Linked DNA regions of Homo sapiens: region 2 is linked to region 1. A link is an interaction called in ENCODE POLR2A ChIA-PET data of the cell type or tissue named here. Cell type or tissue: K562. All regions are shown on one strand. Each heading gives the region's core, and the rest is flanking DNA. Links, peaks and the distances in the headings are about the cores only. Region 1 holds the start of NAT8L (N-acetyltransferase 8 like). Region 2 overlaps NSD2 (nuclear receptor binding SET domain protein 2).

Evidence for each region. Peaks named below come from ENCODE experiments on the same cell type or tissue, not always from the same donor. Only the 100,000 strongest peaks of a DNase experiment are listed, where the experiment ranks them.
Region 2: POLR2A ChIA-PET joins it to region 1 with 5 read pairs; 2 of 35 experiments call an interaction of 5 or more read pairs at or near these places.

Annotation. Positions count from the first base shown.
Region 1 is chr4:2,054,684-2,070,624 of GRCh38, reverse strand. NAT8L (N-acetyltransferase 8 like) reads right to left here and starts at 11,298. Exons shown (of 3, transcript NM_178557.4): 1 at 10,738-11,298; 2 at 9,463-9,627; 3 at 1,536-6,865. The coding sequence starts at 11,113. The coding sequence ends at 6,498. RefSeq lists enhancers at 288-969, 3,480-4,093. In K562, for the core only: no CTCF peak of the experiment used is centred there; DNase peaks (open chromatin) are centred at 6,054 and 7,619.
Region 2 is chr4:1,961,718-1,966,717 of GRCh38, reverse strand. All of the region lies in intron 18 of NSD2 (nuclear receptor binding SET domain protein 2), which reads right to left. Among named protein-coding and RNA genes, the nearest start is that of MIR943, 22 kb to the left of the region's middle. In K562, for the core only: no CTCF peak of the experiment used is centred there; a DNase peak (open chromatin) is centred at 2,057.

The DNA of each region.
Region 1 (15,941 bases), core at 3,072-8,071:
CGGGTGCTGGAAGTCCGTTCCTTCTTCCCTTCAATTACGCAGCATTTGCCTGACAGCGTGTGCGGTGCTGGGGAGGCAGGGACAGCTGAGTCCAGATCACAGTCCTGCTGCTATGCCACACCAGCCTCGCCCCTCTTGGTGCTTCCTGCCCCCTGGGGGAGCCAGGTGCCCATCCTGTGGCTCAAGGAAGCATTTGGTTTCTCCCCAGGAAGAGAACACCCACTCTGGCCGAGACAGCCTGATTTTCTCCTGGCTTCAAAAACATTTTCACCGCCTCCCATGTGTGTGGGTCCTGGGTGGCCGGGCCTGCCCCCATTGTGGTGGGACGTCCCAGTGATCCAGGGAGCTGCCCGTAGCCACTGCTGGGCCCTCCCACCAGCGCGGTGCTGCCCCTGCCTGCGTTCCCTGGGCAGCACTCTGAGCCCCAACAGGCCCGCCAGGCCTTGATGTACCCGCCGCACCCAGGCCTCCATCCTGCCGCAGTTTCAGTGGGATGTCCCACATGGGCTTTGCTGTTCGTAACCCGAGCCCAGGCCAAGGCTGCCTAGCCCTCCAGGCTGAGGGGCAGCCCTGCCCCTGCCCCTGCCCTTGGAAAGATACTCGCAGCCTGGGGTTCCTTCAGGGTCCTGGCTGGAGGGCCTGGCGGCACGGGTTGGGAGGGTGGGAAAGGCAGAAGCCGGGCCAAGGAAACCCCTACCAGGAAAGTGGCCCAGGGGACCGGCTGTGGAGCTGGGGGACCCCCAGACTCCAGGAGTTCCTCTGCCAACAAGACTGGCATCCTGACGGGGACCTGCCAGGGCAGGGGTCTGTGTCCACCCCATGTCTGTCTGTGAGACTCCCGACACCAAGCTCCCCACCCCACAGCCCTGAGCTGCAGCACCCTCGGCCTGGACCCCAGCCCTGGCATCCTCCCTCACAGACACTGGGGGTCCACCCCCATCCTGGTGGGCTCTAATGCCCGCTCACCTCACACCCTCCCTCAGCACCGCTGTTCCTCCGAGGGGCCAGGCAGGCAGGCGCCGGGGCTGCCAGGGCAAGGGTCGACATAACCACAGGAACTGGGAACCCCAGACCCAGGAGGACAGGGCAGCGGGGCCTTGTCCCACTGGGGTGGCAAAAATGGGGCGGGGGCAAGGGCTGGGGGACAAGCTGTCTGCCAGGAGTTAGAGTACCCAGGACCAAGCACAGAGCTGGGGGAGGGCAGGGCCCAGGAGCTGCTCAGGGGGATCCCAGGCCTGAGAGTGAATGGGCAAAGCCCACCCGGCTGGGTGCCTGCTGGGGGAGGGGCCTCAGCCCATGGGGCCACCAAGCCCCCCTGCCCCACCTCCTGGATTACACTCCCTCCAGGGGGCAGTGCTGGCTGCAGGGCAGCCTGGCCAGGTGTAGGGGAGCCGAGGTGGGGAAAGGGGGTGGCCAGGGGAGAAGGGGGAGGCGGCGGGGGCCAAACTGGGCAACCAAGGGTGGGGCCACATCCCTGAAAGCCAGCCCTGCCACACAGTGGGCAGGAAGCGCCTCAAGAGAGCACGGGAGCCAGGTGCCTTCAACTCTGGTTTTATTGAAAAACAGCAGCATTGGGGGCCATTCAGGGGAGGGGCACACACCCACCCCCGGCCCCCGCAGCCCCTCTCCTCAGAACTCGCTCGCCCCCACCCTGGGGGCTGTTTTGGCACATCTGGGGCCTCAGAACAATCTGCCCCCGCCGTGGGCTCACAGTACAGTTTCGGGAACAAACAGCAGCAGGTGAACCCCACCCCCTGTGCTCCCCAAGCCTGGCCTCCCCGGACCTGCCCTGGAGCTGCCCAGGCCCTCCACCCAGGCCCTGCTCCACTGAGGGGCAAGAGGGGCCAGGGAGGCTCAGCCCGGGGCCTGGGGCCCAGCAGGGAAGCCGTGAGCAGGACCTGCTTCCCCGGGCACTGCCAGCCCACCACCGCCGGGTACCTGCACAGCCACATATATGCAAGTACACACACAGGCACTCGCACGCATGCATGCTCATGCAACACACATGTACACTCTACATGTACAGCTCACATATGCATCCATACACATGTGCATGCTCACCCATACACCAGCCACACACAAGTACTCATACGCATACATGCCCACACACAAAGTACACACACGTACACCATATGCATATGTATGCACTCATACACTCATACATATGTGCCCCCTCAGAGAAGTACACAAGAACATGCGCATCACACATGCATACGTGCTCATGCATACACACGCACATTCATACACACGTGCATGCTTATGCATACCCAAGACACAAACACATGTACACGCACACATGCGCACACACACGTACATCTATACACGTGCTCACGCATGTACACAACTCATGCACATGTACACCTATACACGTGTACACACACATGCATGCTCACGCGTGTACATGCTTATGCACCTACAACATGCACGTGCACAGGCTCACACATGCACACATGCTCACACTACACATATCCAAGAACCCACTTGCACACACACACACGCTCAAACACGTGCACATGCACACACACAGGTACATCCCTCCTTTAAAATGGCTAATTATTGCTGTTTTAAAAAAAATACATCCAACAATGGTATGTCCGGCTCGCCATCCTTCACCCCACCATGGCCCCGGGAGGCATCACGCCACCTCTGGAAGCACAGCAGCCGTGGCGCGGAGGAGTAAGCGGATCCCAGGGTCTGCAAGTCTGGAACTCAAACCCCAAGTGTCAGCTCTGTGGCCATCAGCCCAGGAACACAGGCCTGTGGCCAAACAGAAGCAGCTTCCAAACAGACATAAGCAAGTCAGCAGGCAACACAGGGTGCGCGACTGCAGCGCCAGCCCACGGGGGATGGCAGTGGGCTCCCTTGGCGCAGGGGCAACTGTCCCACCGTCCCTCGGGCACTGACAGGAAGGTGGCCCCACGAGGGCCCACACAGCCCCCTGCCCGGCGGGGCAACCACCTTCGGCCCCCACAAAGCCCAGGCGCCAGCAGAGCCCAGGAACCCAAGTTCCCAGCCTCAGGCCACCAGCACAGCCCTGGGTGCCCCAGGGCAGGCGGGCCTCTCAGAGGGGAGCCAGGTCCCTATGGCCCAGAGAGCTTCCCCAGCACCTGCCACACAGCCAGGAAGCTCAGGGCGTCCCCAGCCCGTCGTCCCCTCTAGGGCCTGCAGCCTTCTGCCATCTTCTCTGAGAAGGACACCCAGAGCAGGAGAGGGGTGGCCCCAGGACCTCGTGGCCTCAGGCCTGCTGTCCACAGGGCCTCCCAGGCCCAGCCTTCCCCCAGGGCCAGCCATCCACCCCTCAGGCCAGACTGACCCAGCCCTTGGCCCCTCCCTCCGGGGGCAGCTTCTCACCTGCTGCCCGGCCCCAAGGCATGCCACCAGCCGGAAGCAAGGCTGGGCATGGGGCGGAGGAAGGAGGAGGAGATGCCGCCACGGCTGCGGGGCTCAACTCCCTACGCTCAGGAGCCCTTCTGGGGGCCAGACCACATGGCAGCTTCAGCACAAGCAGGCCTCCCACCCTCAGGGACCAGGTCTGCAGCGACTCACACCTGGGCAGTGGCAGCTGCCTGGGGCCACCCCACCCCCAGCACAGCAAGACCCGTGGCTCTGGGCAGTGTGGGGCATCCCGAGGCGCTTCAGCCCTCAGCTGCCCGGAGCCTCTCGTCAGGCCTGCAGTGCTCGTCCAGTGAGGATGTCCTCCTTCGCCCAGCTCTGGCCCCAGGCACTGTCAGCCCCTCCCGCCTTCCACGCCCCCCACTCCAAAAACAGAGGCTTCCAAACACACAGAAATCCCAGGAGCCCCAGGCCCCTGAGCAGTGCTAGGGCCCGGCCTGGCTTTCCCCGGGCCTCACCACGCAGAGTTTGAGTGGTGGGTGCCCATGGGGAGCGGGCAGGGGGCCAGCACTCGGGGAAGCCGCACCAGCCACGTGACAGCAGGGCCCAGGAGGGCGCTTCAGAGGTAGAAGAAGTTACATCAGAGTTTCTACAAACGTATAAAATTCACGTCAGTGCACATGTGCAGAGCAGTGAGATCCCAGGCTGGAGGGATGAGGTGGGCCAGGTCAGGCCCACCCACCAGGCACCCGGCCTCCAGCCCCGGGGGAGGACACACCTACCCCCCAGTGGCCTTCAAGGGCGCCACCAAGCTACACATTGGCCTGGCAAGGGTTCCGGGCAGCTCCGCCCCAGCCTGGCAGGCACACCAGTGCCTCTGCTCACCTCAGGGGCGGCAGGGTTCTGCACACAACCACCCCGCACACCCTTCCTGCCATCTCTACCAAGTCCTGGCAGCAACAAAAAAGGCCAAGCGTCTCACCACCCACAGGGCAGTGCAGCCAAGGAAGAGGTCACTCACGGGCGCAGATGCCACCAGAATGAGAGAAGGCCACACTGCCCAGGACTCTCAGAACCCCCAGGAGGGGGATCTGCTAGGATCAATATCAAGGAGACACTGGCAGTCCCTGGGCCTCCAGGCCCTGCCCTGGCGTCGGTGGGCTCCAACAGCCACCCCCAAGCACCCTGCACCCCAGGAGCCCGAGGCTCCAAAGGCACAGGACCAAGGGACGCTGGCAGCACCCCGACATGACACCCCCAAGACCTGACTCCACCTGGCCCGCCCTGCCCCTCCTGCCCCCAGCATGCCCCGCACCAACTGGGACCAGCCCCAGGCCAAACCCAAACCAAACCAAAAGAGGAAAAAGGCACAACTGTTTGTTTCCATTTTGCTAAAACACTTTACGTCTGTCTGTATATTCCAGATTAACAAAATCTGAGCTGCAAGAAAATAGGGTGCCGATTTCTGTACAGTCTACAAAACTCCCATCCCCAAGCGGGGACCGGGCACCTCCAGGGAGGAATGTACAGGGGAGTGGGGTCTGTACAGTGCTCTGCACACCTCAATTGCTAACAGGACAAAAGGCCCTTGGACGCAGGGCTTCTCTGTCCCTTCGCTCGCTTCTGAAGCGCCTCGTGAGAAGCATCCCTCCATGGCCCTGCACGTGGCCTTGATGCCTGGGACCCAGTTCCGTGGCCCACCCTGCCTGCCACGACCCCTCCCCAATTCCCCCACACAAAGGGGTCTGGGCAAGTGTTTATTCTTCTCCTGCCACCAAAGCCAGGTCCACTTCTAAGCTGAATGTGCAGCCTGTGCCACCCTCCACCTCTGTCTCCCCTTCCAGGCCACCCCCCCCGCCCCCCGTCCAGGGCAGCCCCTGCCTGTGACCTCAGGAAGGAGAGACCAGGAGCATGGCCAGCGGAAGCCGAGGCGGCCACCCCTCTTCCCACCCAGCCCAAGGCAGCGCCCTGCCCCTCCTCCCGGAGGCTGCGGACTCCCTTGCCCCCCACCCTGCCCACACTGCAGGCCAGGGCTGGGAGGCGTGCTCCATGGCAGGAAATGACATCCAATCAGGGTTTCCCTCCAGGTTTCCAACAGCAAAACGCTCCACCCACCCGGCCACCCACCCCCATCACACTGGGCCAGAAACTGTGTCTTAGGGTACAAACTACCGTTTTGTCCCAAGAATTAAAGTCATGCAGAGTGCTATTCTGTCTAAATAACTTATTAGAAAATGTGTTGGTTTCAGGCTGGGAGAAGCTGTGGGCTGGGCGCTGTTGGCAGCAGCCTGGGCTGATAAGATTCACAGGGTGGACCGTCAGCCAGAGGCAGGAGGTCCCCGGGGACATCTGGGAGAGGCCAGCACGATCCAGTGGGCACTGGGGAGAGGGGTCCCATGGACCCCCACCCTGGCTGTGCCACGGACGCCATGGGAGTCACCTGGGTGATGACACCAGTCAGCACAGCCCAGGCAGGGGAGGGGCCGGAGCCAGAGAAATGGAGGGCGTCAGAGCAAAGCAGGTGTGGACAGAGCCGGGCGGCGCGGGGCAGACCAGGCCCTCCAGGAGGTGGGGGCAGGGGCAGGCCCTCCCACAGCCAGCTGGGGGCTGGGGACAGGGGCGCTCACCAGCCCGGGTCTCCGGGTCCAGTCTGGGCAGGGCGGCAGGGCGGGGCTGTGTGCATGCGGCATGCTCAGCCGGGCCACACCCTCGGCATGCGCGGAGCAAAGCAGCGCCGTGGCCAGCTGGGGCCTCCACAGGCAGTGGCGCTGGGGCCGCAGGCGGGGCCGGAGCCTGGCCCCGGGATCTGCTGCAGAGGTTCTGTGCTTGGTGAGCAAGGCTGGGCCTTCCCCAGTGGCGGCGGGCAGGGCAGCGTCATGGACAGCCGCGGTGGTCCAAGATGCCACTCTTCAGGTGGCAAGCCGCCCAGGCAGGTGGGGAAGGGCGAGGGGCTATGGCGACAAACAACCCACCCCCACCAAAGTGTCGCCGAAGAACAACAGCCCCGCACCCCCCGGAACCAGCCAGACAACCGCAGGATGTTGAAAAGGGGAAACCCAACACAAACGCCAATTGAGCGTCTGAAAGCAGGCCGCGCCGGGCGGCGGGCAGGCGGGCAAAGGCGGACAGGGCGGCCGGGGGGGCGGGCGGGCGAGCGGCGGCGGTCACTCCTCGCGCAGCTGCAGGCGGTAGCGGTGGTAGCGGACCTGGAAGAAGAGGCGCTCAGCCAGCGAGAGGGTCATGCCCGGCAGCACGTAGTGGTCACTGGCGCCCATGTGTCTGAAGCCCAGCGACTCGTAGAGCTTGTGGGCGGCCACCTTGACGGCCGTCGTGCCCAGCACCACCGCGGAGTAGTTGTGCACCACGGCGAACTCCAGCACCTTCCGGCCCAGCGCCTTGGCGATGCCCTTGCCTCGGAAACGTGAGTCCACAGACATCCGCAGCAGCTCCACCGTGTTGTCCTCCTCGTGGGCCCGTGCAGCCACAATGCCCACCACGTTGCCATCCAGCACGGCCACCCAGAAGCAGGAGCCTGCAGGGGATAGGGCGGTCAGGGACACCCGGTGAGGAAGGCTGGGGAGACCCCTCCACCTCTGGGGTGAGACAGGGCCCTTGGCACTGCCCCCTCCAGCTGGACACCAAGCCAGGGCAGTGGGACACCCAATCCCGGCAGCCCCCGGGGCCTAGCTACCAGCTCTGCTGGAGCCAAGGGAGGGGGCAGCCACTATTCAGGACAAGCAGGTAGAGCCCCCCTCCAGAGCTCCTTAAGCAGAGAAAGCCAGCCCAACACCTGTTACCCAACAGGCCAACAGCCAGGACCCACTCAAGCCTGGAGGCTGCGCTGCTCAGAGTAGTGGTCAAAGGCCCGAGTCCCTCCTCTGAGACCAAGAGCTGGGGCAGGCTTTGCCCAGTCAGGCCGCTGCCCTCTGCCCAGCTACTCCCAGACCAAATGCCTTGATGGCCCGGGCCACCCTGAACAGGCCATGGTGCAGCCAAACTGCTGTGGCTTCTGGCCACCCAGGGTCACCCGGGCCATCACGGCAAACTCCAGCACCCACAGCAGAGGGCCGCAAAGGGCAGGGGTCAGCAAAGTGCGTCCAGAAGGCTCCCTGCAGCCCAGGAGGAGCTTTCCTATAAATCCAAGTGGGGGACAGGGGATGGCCCCTCTGGCCCCGGCCTCTCCTGGCAGTAGGCCAAGTGGCCAGGCCATCACCCCATCCACAGCACGGCCCAATTCTCACCTCGAGTCAGGCACGAAGCCAGGAGGTGGCGGTCGTGGGGGAGGGGAACCGGCAGGGGAGGAGGAGAGGTGCAGGGGCAGGTTGGGGCGGTTGTGGGAGGGAACCTGCAGGCACTGGCCACAGGGGAAGCCCAGCCACCTCCAGCAGCCAAAGGCAGAGGTGGCACCCAGAGACCTCTCTGAAGACCAAGGGTTTGGCCAGTGGAGGGCCACACAGCCTGCCTGTGGCCCATCCAGCCTCCTACTCAAGGAGGCTCTGCACCTGCCCCGAGCCCCGGGAAGCCCTCCCATCCCTCCCCATTGCCCCTCTGCACAGCCACCAGCCTGCTGGCTCCATGAAGGGGACCTCTGTCTCCTTCACTGCTGGACACTGAGGCCTGGCAGGCAGCTAAAGGGGTACTGAAGGCCCTTCAAGGAGAAGCAGCGTGGGGGGGAGCCACTGGGCACCGCTGCCATCGCCACAGACACGAGCAGCTGGGCCCTCCAAGCTTTGTGCAGCTCCAGGGTTCCCAGGAGGGCTGCCCCTCCTCGGCCCCCTGTCCTGGAGCCCCTGGGGTCTCCCACACCCAACCCCCCATCTCCCTACCCACACAGCATCTCTACCTCCAAGGAGGGGATCCTGGACCAGTATCCCTCCCACCAGCTGGCCTGCCCACCACCCAGGGGTTCTGCCTCTACCTACCCAGGCAAGACGAGAGATCAGGGCCATCCCAGAAGTAGCAACCCCCAGCACCATGTGGCCCTGGGCACACCTCACTCCTCCCAAGACTCGGTTTCCCCATGTGCACAAGCAGCTCCCAGAATCCACCACGGGCCATCAGCAGCTATCCAGCCTCTGCCCTCGTGGGGTGTTCCTGCAGCCCTGCCAGCTACCCCTCCACTCCCTCACACCAGGGAGGCCACGGCCCAGAGGGAGCAGGGCCATGCCCCGTGTGCCCACCGGAGCCCCCTGTGTTGCTGTGGCCTGTGCTTCCTCATGGCCCGTTTCCCCTCCCAAGCAGAGGCTGGCCAGGGCTCAGGGGCTGCTCAGATGCTCTGTTTGGGTTTAGGAAAGGGTCAGGGAGAGCAGCAGGCACCAAGGCCGTGGCGCGGGGGTGGAGCATGGCAGCCAGCGGTGCCAGACACTGCCCCTCCCCTGACACTGACCGGGCTCCTGACAGACCCTGCCCAACCCTTTGGGCCACACTCTGTCCCTCTCGTTGGCCTACAGACGCTCCAGGATCGCAGAGAGCCTCCCACCCCAGAGAGCAGAGTCTTCACCCCTGCGGCATCCGGCATGGGGGAACCGGTGTGGCTCAGCGGCTGGGGGCCAGCCCGAGGGTGGAGAACAACCCCCACCCCCCCTAGAGCCCAGACCCAGCTCCTCCAGCTATAGAAGGCCACAGAGGCTGGGACAAAACCCTTCAGCTAAGCGGCCCAGCGATCAGGCCAGAAGTGAAGGCCAAGGCTCAAGGTCAGGTCCCCTGCCCCCACCCCATCCTCTGTGCCCCAATAGGGTCCCCGGCCCCTGCCACACAAGCCCTCTCCCCCCAGGACCCTGGCACTGCAGGCAACCCCATCCCCGCAAGGCACACCAGATGGGACCCACAGAGCCCAGCGGCCCTTGCCCCACCGCAGCAGGCGCCAGGGAGACGCATCCACAGCAGGGAACGGTGGAGCCACTGCGTCGCAGGGCCAGCTCAGGTCACTCAGCGGGAGGAACCGGCCGTGCCTCCCCCAGCCCCGCTGACACCGGAGGCCTCGGTCACCCAGAAGGCTCAGGTCACAGGGGCCCCGGCTCAGGCCCACCCACGCCGGCCCTCGCCCAGGCCTGCCCTGAGGTCGCTGGAGTGCGTGCCCCCGAGGGCTGTCTGGGGCGGAGGTCGGGGAGCGGCGGGAGCGGGACTCACCGGGCGGCTTCATGTAGTACTGCTCGATGTCCGCCATGTCCGTGTGCAGCGCGCACTCCAGGTAGGCGCGGATCACCTTGCGGCTGTAGTAGTAGCGCAGGCCCAGCAGCGCGGCCGGCACCAGGCACGTCAGCAGCAGCGAGCGGCTCACGGCGAAGCACAGCGCTGGGGGCAGAGGGCGCGGGTCAGCGGCGCGGCGGGGGTCCCCAGGCCCCAGAGACGCCACCCCGGCGAAGCCCGCTAGGGACGCCGCGCCCGGCCGCGCTCCTGGTGGAGGAGCCGGGGTCATCTCGGGTGCTTTCTACTTCTCCCTATTTCCAAGCTTCCTGCGGTGAAGACAGCCACCCCACCCACCCCCACCGCCTGGAATGAGCCTCGGCGGGTCTCTGAGCTTCCAAACACGGCAGGACACCCTCGGGATGGCCGGGCCGGGAAGGACTCTGCCCACGCTGGCCTACTGAAGCCAAGGTGGGCAGATCCTGGCAGGGAGCTGCCCCGCAGACCAGGCCCCGCGCGGGGGAGGGGGGAGGGGGGAGGAGGAAGGGGGGTGTCCCACGTTCCAGCCTCGGGCTCCAGGACCCCCTCTTCCCAGGGCCCCAGCAAGAGCCCTTCCTGGCCAGCGTCCGGGAGCTCTGAGGGCAGGGACAGGGCAGGGAGGCCCCACACCGCTTCCAGCCGCATTTCGGCTGCCGTGACCTTGGGGGAGTCGCGTCCTCCCTACGCGGCCTCAAGCGCCTCATCTGTAAAATGGGAGCGAACCCCCTCACCCCGGCAGGAAGCTCTGAGGGGAAGGGCACCCAAAGACGCTGAAGGGGCCGCCCTCTGCGACCGCCCCGGCTGTGCCAGGCGCGCGCACCCCCCGCGGCGCCGGCTGTCTTCCCCTCATAAATTAGCACCGAGCGGGAGGCGGCCTCCCCCGCCCGCAGATTATATTTAGGCACTCGCCGGGGCCCAGCCGCGGCGGGCGCTACCTGCCCTGGCACCCGCCCCCACCCAGGATGCCCGGGAGGGGACAGGGGAGGCGGTGGGGGTGGGGGGCTGCGCGGCGGGGACGCAGGTGCGGACCCCGGACCCTCCCCGGCTCCGGCCCGCTCGGGGCCCTGCGCCCATCCCCACGCCCATAGCCAGCCCTGCGCGGGGCCCGGCGCGGCAGAAAGCGGGGGGCTTCCCAGGCTGGTCCCCGGGAGCCGGGCGCGGGGTCCGCGTGGACGCCGGGGCGGGGGAGCTCCGCGCCGGCCCGAGGGACTGCGGCAGCCGGGGGCCCGGCGCACTGACCCGCCAGCAGGGCGTAGAGCAGCTGCGCGCGCGGGTGCTGCCGCAGGCCGCGGAAGGCCGTGTTAGGGATGCGCTCCATGATGCCGTCGTAGAAGATGCGGCGCGCCGCCTCCTGCTCGGCCGCACGGAACTCGCGGATGCACACGCCGCGCCCCCCCGGCGGCCCCGCGCCCCCCGCCCCGCCGTGAGGCTGAGCCACCGGGGCAGGTGGGGGCGCGGGGGGCGCGGCGGCCGGCCCGGGCGCGGCGGGCAGCGGGGGCCACATGGCGCCGGCGGCGGCGAGCAGCGCGTCCTTCTTGGCCCCCGGCAGCGCCTCATGGTCCTCGGCGGCCACGATCTTCGTCTCGCAGACCATGTCGGGAGGCCCACAATGCATGCACCCGGCCGGGCGGCGCGGCAGCGGGGACGCGGCCGGGCGGCGGCGGGCACGGCCGGGCCCAGGGCAAGGGCGCGGCGCCCTCGGACCCGCGGCGGCGGCGGCGGCGGCGGCAGCGGCGGCGGCGGCGGCGGCAGCTCAGGGGCGCGGGGCGGAGGCGGCGGGCGGCCGGGGCGCGCGCAGGGAGCTGCGCCGCATTTTGGAGAAGTATTTATAATGCGGCGGCGCCGGTGCAGTCGCGGCGCCCGCGGCCCGCAGGGTCCTAGCGTCCACTGCATTGGCTGCCGGGGGTCACCATGTGATCGCGGGGGTGGGGGAGACGCCGCCCCCGCCTCGCCGGGTGGCTCGCTGGGCGCGACGGGGCGGCCGGGCAGCGCGAGGGGCCCGGCACGGGCGGGGGCGGCGGCGCGGGCGGGGGCTCCTGGCCCGGGGGCGTCCGGCGGGGCTCGGGACCCGGCCGCGGAGCGCGTGATGGGCGCCGCCCGCCCCGCCCCCCGCTCCCACGCCGCGCGCCTGGGAGCGCCCCGACCCCGGGCCCGACCGCTGGCGATCGCGGCGCCACGTCCTCCTCCTCCTCCTCCGCGGCCGCCCGGAGCAGTCACGGCAGCGTCTCCCGCTCCGTCTCCTGCCTTTGTTTGAAAGCAGCGCCCGCGGTGGACCTGGGGAGAGGGCGCCGCGGCTGCCCCGGCCCGGAGCCCCCGGGAAGCCTCGTCCGGAGCCGCACGGGCAGCCGGAGTGGGGACGCGGAAGGGCGGGGTCTGCGGCCTGGCGCGGCGCCCCCCTGTCCGAGCCCCGCAGTGGGCACGGGGATGCGGGGCCCGCAGGACCCCTCCCGGCCCGGCCCCCGCCCCCCGCGGCCGCGCATGCGCCCCGTGGCCTCGGTGCAGGTGCAGCGGGGGCTCTGCGCCTTGTAGGACCTGCAGACGCCGCAGGCTGGGGCGGAGAAGCTCAGGTGCGGGGAGGCGGTCGCAGACCCCATCCTCGGCGCTTCTCGAACCTAGCCCCCTTCAGTTCTGCGCGACCTCCCAGCACCACCCCGAGGGCTGCCGGAGCAGAGCTTCCCCGACATGCGCGGGCGGGACGGGGCCAGGGGTCCAGGCCTGGGGACCCGCAGTCTGCGTTGTGCGGTGGAGTTGGGGCCAGCCGGGCAGCTGAGGTCACCTGAAGGCCAGGAGGGGCTGGGCCTGCCCGTGGACGTGGGAGTGAGGCCGCAGCGCCCTGGTGGGGTGGGGAGGGGCGGCTGAACTGGTCCACAGCCCCGTCCGCCAGAGAACGGGCCCTGGAGAGGGGCAGGGGACGGGGTGGGGGCGTGGGGGGGAGGGGAAGCCAAGCTGGGAAGGCGCCCCCTCAGTGTCTGGGGCCCGCTGTCAGCTTTTCAACCTAAAGGAGAAAACAGGCAAAACGAATAGAAATAGTTTGTTGGGGCCAAGTTTGAGGACTGCAGCGTGGAAGGACAGACTCAGGTTGGTCTGAATGCACGCGCTCTCATTCGCAGCAGTTGCAAGTGCGTTTTTAAAGGAAAAATGAAGACGCAGCTCCTAAATTCACCAAGAATTTGCATTAAAATGGCATAAGCTATTGATTGGTGTACATTATTTGTCACAAATTCCAGGAACATGAAGATGACGCTGAGGCGGCCAGGCGGACACTATAGGAAAGAAAAGAAAGAACAAAATGCCTTCCAGCAGTTGCCCCGGGCGTGAGTGGGGAGGCGGGACTGAGGCCCTGTACTCAGGTGTCTCTGGGCCAGATAATCTTTGAGAATCCCACATAGCTCCGGCTATTTTTCTTTTCTCATTTCTCGTGTTTGATCAAAAATTTTCTCTTCTCAAAGCAGTGATGATCGACATTCTAGATGTAAGTTTTTCTGCTGGGAAGGCTCATTCCCGGGCCATCTCACCCCGCATGGGGGGAAAGAGGACAGGTGCGGTGGGCGCTTAAGAACTTCGTGAGGCCTCAAGGCCAAGGTTGATTGGCACGGGGTCTGTCAGGCCGTCTGCTATGAAGGAGCCACGCATACCGGATGGCTTCTGAGCATCTAGCTAGCATCCTCGGGGTTTTTTGGTTGACTTTGGACATCTAGAAACACAAAGCCTAATCAATTTAAGAATGAAAAATATGGGCCGGGCGTGGTGGCTCATGCCTGTAATCCCAGCACTTTGGGAGGCCGAGGCGTGTGGATCACGTGAGGTCAGGAGTTTGAGACCAGTCTGGGCAACATGGTGAAACTGCGCCTCTACTAAAAATACAAAAATTAGCCGGGTGTGGTGGCAGGCGCCTGTAATCCCAGCTACTTGGGAGGCTGAAGCAGGAGAATCACTTGAACTCGGGAGGCGGAGGTTGCAGTGAGCTGAGATCGTGCCACTGTACTCCAGCCTGGCAACAGACTGAGATTCTGCCTCAAAAACAAGAAAAGAAAAAGAAAAAATGACACAAATAAGGGCAACTATTAACAATTTGAAATCTAGAACTGAAGAGTGCTTCTATTTTTGAAGGTAACCAGATACCTATTTTGTCTCCTTCTGGTCCTGGCCTGAAGAACAAGATGTTGAAGTTCTCCAGTGATGGAAACGACCTCTCTGGCGAGGCTGCCTGGTGTGGTCCCATCTATTGTGGTTGGAGGAAGTCCTATATTTGATGCTTTTCTCATGAAATCTCCAGGTTGGAGACCTTGAACTTTCATGTCTTCATCTCCTGAGAACTCGCCGTTAACAGAATCCTTAATTAATTTAGAATGTGCAGTGAGAAGCTCTATAGGGTCTCGGCAATAATGAAGAATATCGCCTTTAAGGGGAGCTGGTTTGGAGGCTCCTTCATCCAGGCACAGGGCCTTCCTGGTATTATTTCAAAGAGAGAAAGCTGATGTTTTCCAAACAGGGCAGAACCCCAGTTCAGCACCACAGTGGAAACACCTTAGGCCAGGGAGTGTTAGAAGCTGGTTTCAGCATTGCAGATGGGTTTTCTATTATCCCACCTGTGCGTTCCACAGTCTGGAAGATGGAGGAGGGCTGCAAGCACAATGGGAATGCCAATCCCTCCAATCCCAACCAGCTTTCACTATGCAAGGTAAGATGTCAATCAATCTTTTTTCTTTTTTCTTTTTTCTTTTTTTCAGAGAGAGACAAGGTTTCTCCATGTTGTCCAGGCTGGTCTGGAACTCCTGGGCTCAAGCGACCCTCCCACCTCAGCCTCCAAAAGTGCTGGGATTACAGGCATGAGGCACCATGCCTGGCCAATAAATCCTTTTTTTTTTTTTTTTTTGAGATGGATTTTCGCTCTTGTTGCCCAGGCTGGAGTGCAATGGCACCACCTCTGCTCACCACAACCTCCACCTCCTGGGTTCAAGCAGTTCTTCTGCCTCAGCCTCCCGAGTAGCTGGGATTACAGGCATGTGCCACCATGCCCGGCTAATTTTGTATTTTTAGTAGAGACAGGGTTTCTCCATGTTGGTCAGGCTGATCTCAAACTCCCAACCTCAGGCGATCCGCCCGCCTCAGCCTCCCAAAGTGCTGGGATTATAGGCATGAGCCACCGCGCCCAGCCCAATAAATCTTTTATAACGTCTCACAGTTTACCCCATTCTCTTTCTTTCCACAGCTTTCTATATCCACTCTTATCTATCATTCGTTTTTATCCCTTCAACTAAACCTTTAAAAACCTCTAGACAAATTTACTCTTCCCATAACAAAAACCACATTTTCATGCCTTCTTTATAATCTTTACCAAAGACATAACCTATTTTTCTTACATGCTCTGTATTCAGAATTGTTTCTTTTACATCTAGTAGTTTTAATTATATATATAAACTACAGTGTTTTTTGAGACAGGGTCTCCCTGTTCTTGCTCAGGCTGGAGTGCAACGGTGTGATCTTGGCTCACTGCAGCCTCTGCCTCCTGAGCTCAAACAATCCTCCTGCCTCAGCCTCCCAAGTAGATGGCACTACAGACCTGCACCACCACGCCTGGCTAATTTTTGTATTTTGTGTAGAGACAGGGTTTTGCCACGTTGCACAGGCTGGTCTCCAACTCCTGGATTCAAGTGATCTGTCTGCCTTGGTCTCCCAAAGTGCATTAACTACAATTGTAAGTCAGTAACTTCAAGTTTAGTGAAAAACCTAGGAAGGAATTTTGAACTGTTTTATATCAGCATTTTTAGATGGAAACCATTTCTTTTTTTTTTTTTTTTTTTTTTTTTAGAGTCTTGCTCTGTCGCCCAGGCTGGAGTGCAGTGGTGTGATCTTGGCTCAGTGCAAGCTCCGCCTCCCATGTTCATGCCATTCTCTTGCCTCAGCCTCCCGAGTAGCTGGGACTACAGGCTCCCACCACCACGCCCAGCTAATTTTTTTGTATTTTTAGTAGAGATGGGGTTTCACTGTGTTAGGCAGGATGGTCTCGATCTCCTGACCTCGTGATCTGCCCAACTCAGCCTCCCAAAGTGCTGGGATTACAGGAGTGAGCCACCGCACCCGGCCCATTTAATAATTTTTTAGGAAGATGTTTCCTCAATTTTTTGCTTATTAACAGATCTAAATATTTTTAACTTTTCTATACCATATAAAAATACAATGCCAACGTATATCAATTTAAAATTGTGTTTAATGATTGTTTCAGTATTTTAACTGACTTAAAAATAACCTCAGACATGTTGTGGCCGGGCGCGGTGGCTCATGCCTGTAATTCCAGCACTTTGGGAGGCCGAGGCAGGCGGATCACGAGGTCAAGAGATCGAGACCATCCTGGCCAACGTGGTGAAACCCCGTCTCTACTAAAAATACAAAAATTAGCTGGGCATGGTGGCGGGCGCCTGTAGTCCCAGCTACCCAGGAGG
Region 2 (5,000 bases), core at 1-5,000, 100 kb after region 1:
ATACCAGCTTTTAAACTAGTAATTGTTTTTTAAATGTATGTCTCTTTTTTTTTTTTTTTTTGAGACAGAGTCTTGCTCTGTCACCCAGGCTGGAGTGCACTGGCACGATCTTGGCTCACTGCAAGTTCCGCCTCCCGGGTTCACGCCATTCTCCTGCCTCAGCCTCCCTAGTAGCTGGGATTACAGGCGCCTGCCACCACGCCCGGCTAATTTTTTTGTATTTTTAGTAGAGATGGGGTTTCACCGTGTTAACCAGGATGATCTCGATCTCCTGACCTGGTGATCCACCCATCTCAGCCTCCCAAAGCGCTGGAATTACAGGCGTGAGCCACCATGCCCAGCCCTATCTCTTCAATCATGCAGACAACAAACAAACAAATGGAGTTATAAACCACGGTTACAACAATACAAACTTTTATAGCTGACCATGTATTTACTTTGAGATCTTTCTTCTTCATACAACTTGTAGTGACTGTATGGTATCCTTTCATTTCAACCTACAAGACTTCTCTCCATTACCTCTCTTGACCATTACTTGCAAGGCAGGTCTAGTGCTAAAAAACTTCTTCAGCTTTTGTTTATCTGGGAATGTCTTAATTTCACCCTTATCTTTGAAAGACAGTTTTACTGCATACAAGTCTTGGTTAACATTTTTTTTTCTTCTTTTAGCATTGGCCCACTGCCTGTAGGCCTTCAAAATTCCTGATGAGAAATTTGCTGATAATCTCATTGAGAATCCCTTGTGATATGATTTAGCTTTGTGTCCCCACCCAAATCGCATCTTGAATTGTAATCCTCAGGTGTTAAGGGAGGAACCTGGTGGGAAGTGACTGGATTATGGGAGGGTTTCCTCCATGCCATCTCATGACAGTGAGTGAGTTCTCTCAAGATCTGATGGTTTTATAAATGGTAGTTTTTCCTGGGCTCTCACACACTTCTCTCTCCTGCCGCCATGTGCAAAGGTACCCTTCACCTTCACCGTGATGGTAAGTTTCTTGAGGCCTCCCCTGTTATGTGGAACTGTGAGTCATCAATTAAACCTCTTTCCTTTATAAATTACCCAGTCTTGGGTAGTATCTCTAGAGCAGTGTAAAAATAGACTAATACACCTTGCATGTAATGAGTAGCTTTCCTCTTGCGGTTTTCAAGATTCTTTTTCTGGTTTTCGAAAGTTTGATCATCTGGAGTTTATTGAGCTTCTTTAGATGTTTATATTTGTGTGTTTCATCAAACCTGGGAATTTTTCAGCCATTATTTTTTCAAAGTTGTCTCTGCCTCTTTCTCTCTTCACCATCTGGGACTCCCACAATAGATATATTGGTCTGCTTGGTGGTAGCCCACATACCCCTTATGATCCGTTCACTTTTCTTCAATCTTCTTTTCTGTTTCTCAGGCTCAACAATTCCTTTTTTTGTTTGTTTCTCTTTATAGGTTTTCTATCTCTTCATTGATACTGCCATTTTGTTCATGCATGATTTTCTTGACTTTCTGCAGGTTTTCCTTTAGTTTTCTCAGCATCTTTAAGGCAGATGTTTTAGAGTCTCTGTCTAGTAGATCTATCATCTGGCCTTTCTTTTAGGGATAGTTTCTGCTGATTTTGTTTTCCCTTTAAATGGCCATATTTTCCTGTCTCTTTGTAGGCTTTTTTTTTTTTTTTTTTTTTTTTGCTGAACACTGGACATGTTAAGTCTAATAATGTGGTAACTCTAGAAATTAGATTCTTCCTCCCCTTGCCCTAGGTTTGCTGTTTTTGTTATTTTTATTTATTGTTCTTGTTTTGATTGTTGCAGGCTGTTTCTGTGCAGAGGATCAACCCAAGATGGAAATTTAAGGTCTTTCCAGATCTTTTTTGAGCTGTACCTTTCCCTGAGCATGCAGTCACTGTCTAATTTTCTAAATTTTCTTATTTTCCCCATAGTTGTTTTTGAATTTCCTAGTCTTTTAATGTCTGGCTCCCAAAAGGGGAAAAAGAGAAAAATGAAAGAGGGGGGCAATTGGTGCTGGCCCTTTAAATACTCTTGAAGATACTTCAGCTGGAGGGGGAGGGGCTTGTAACGACTGAGGGAGGTGTGATAACAACGGCAGCGCAGCGCACCTCTTTGTCTGCACCTCTGTGATCAGAAGCAGCAATCAGGGATCCTGAGCACAGATACCCACTATTTGGAGAAAAGGATCCTTCTTGCTCACCCTGAACCCCTCAAGCTGTGTGCGAGGTGCTCCAAGAACATGTGCATGGCTGTCTGTGGGGCATGGGTAGCCGCTGCTGTGCCAAGAGCTGAAACCAAAATTAACCCCAATTTGCCATCCAAGCCTCCCCTGGAAGTTGCAAGCCTTCAGTAGCTTCCAGAGTTCCAAAATGGTTACATCAGACAGGTCCTTCTGGTGCAACTGTGGTCTAGGTGGGGACACAGCTTCCTGCTCTGCCATTATCCCAGGATCCTCTCAATGACTCTATTTTAACCTCCGCTGCTGTTTGTTCGTATTTGTCTGATTTACCCTCCATATCTCATTCTTTTCTTGTGGCGTCTAAAGCTCTATTCATGGCTTTAACCATTTCTAATACACTTAGTTCACATTCTCCTTTAAATGTAGTCTTGTTACCTCAGGTCCTCGCTAAAAGCAAAGCCTTCCATTAGGAAGGTCTGCTCACGAGGGTCACCTTCTATTGCGCTTTGTAAACGTTTAAGTAGGGCTCCTTTTCAAATTTTTGTTTTGTTTAGAGACCGGGTTCCCATTCCGTCCCCCAGGCTGGAATATATTGACATGATCATAGTTCACAGCAGTCTTAAACTCCTGGGCTCAAGCAGTCCTCCTGCCTCAGCCTCCTGAGTAGCTGGAATCACAGGCACGGCTAATTTTTTTTCTTTTTTGTAGAGATGAGGGTCTGTGTTACCCAGGCTGGTCTCAAACTCCTGGCTTCAAGTGACCCTCCCAACTCGGCCTTCCAAAGTGCTGGGATTACAGGCGTGGGCCACTGTGCCCAGCTTGTTTTTTGTTTTCATAGGAAATATATGAGGTATGAATTGCTTAAATGTCTCTCATGTGTCACAGGCTTTATCTTTGCCTCAATCAGGTACCTCAGGTGGATTACCATGTCAGGAACCAACTTGTGGATTAAATGCTCAACCTGGCATTTCTTTTTTACTAATCAAAAGCAAACTGCAGTATCCACTTGGCATTTCTTACAGCACATAAGTAGTTTACATTTAGACTCCAAAACATAAGGCACAGACCTAGGGCTTCGATGTCTAACAAATAACCTCCCTGCCCTCCTCCCCAGATACAACAGAGAAGCATATTTGCTGCCTCTTGGGGCAAGTTTATTAGTCCCTTCCCTAGGGCTAAAACCCTCCCAGGGGTCTACACAGGGTACTCAACTCCAGTTGGCCACCAAGCCTTTGAGCAAGACTTATCACTGGTCCCCACATGAGGGTTAAAACACAAGCTCCTGCCTGCTCTACACGCCATGGTCCTAGAGGCGCTGTGTACAAACCCACTCTCGCCCTTATGGACCTGCTTCCCATCTTGCCTTTTTGCTCCAGCCCTGCAAAGCTTTCCTATTTACTTAGCAAGCTCAGGCCCCTTATCTGTCATCCTATGAGGGTGTTGCTGAAGAGTCACTGGGGCTTGTTCTTTCTCTCTCGTTGTGTATTCTTGGTTTTCTGTTCATTTTGCACTTCAGAATCCCTGTTCCAATGTCATAGGGTATGCCAGAGCCCACCTCCTAGAGAAGACCTGTGTTGACAGGGCCCTGAGAGGAATGTGCTGCTAGCTTATCCCCTGGGTGGTGCGCCCTGACAGAGCATGTAGGAGGAAGCGCTACCCACCTCTCTAGCTCTAGGGCTATTTCAAGACAATTCTTTTATTTAAAAAAATTTCATCAGCCAGGTGTGGTGGCATGTTCCTGTAGTCCCAGATACTCAGGAGGCCAAGGTGAGAGGATTGCTTAGGCCCAGGAGATCGAGGCTGCAGTGAACTATGACTGTGCTACTGCACTCCACCCTGGGTGATAGAGACCCTGTCTCAAAAAAGAAAAATAACAACAAAACCTAGGAGTAAAAAAATTTCAAACCTAAGAAAAAAATGGAAGAATACTATAACGAACATCAGTATACCCTTCACTCATTCAGTATTAACGTTTTACCACATTTGCTTTTTCTATTTATGGATATATGTATACACACACAAATTTTTTCCCGATCCTTTGAAAGTAAGTTACGAATATCTGACATCTGACCCTAAACACATCACAAGTCATTCTCTTGCGCAGCCACAACACTTTCCATACCTATGAAATTTAGCATGAAGAACAGCCTCCTGTCCAAATTAAAATTTTTCCCACTGCCCCCAAAAGCATACTTTATAGCTCCTCATCCCAGATTCAGGCTCTGATCAAGAAGCACACACCTCCTCTGGGTACTTCTTTAGTCTCTTTTAACCCAGGATTCTTTTTGTCCTTCATGACACTGACTTCTTTGAAAGGTGTAAGCCCCACGACCTGTGATTGACACAGAGCCCAGTGCTCCCCCGGAGCAGGCTCCACTGGCCACTGCTGCCCCACTACTGCAGGGGTAGGGGATATAGCTTCCCCAGGGGCCACCTGACAAGGTTCCTGGAACCATTCTTATTTCCATAGCAGCCCTTTCTCTCTAGGTCTCATCACATCTGTCTTCCATGAATTGTTCAACATTTTTTTATCGGTGATCATTTTCTATCTGGTTTTCAAGCACTACTATTAATCTACTCTTTTAAAAATAGCCAGACTTTCCTGCTAGATGATGAGCTTAAGGGCAACAAAAGGCAGAAACATGTATTCTATCTCCCTTCCTTTCAAAGACCACTCAGGCACTAAGGAGGCCACACTTCCCCAGCTGAAGTCATCCAGAAGCCAAAAGCCTGCCGTGTGAGGGAAGGGATGACACGCACCCCCACAGGGCTGTGGCCATTGAAGGAGCCGCCCTGGAAGGGCCCGGCAACACCTGTCAGGATTGGGCATCAGG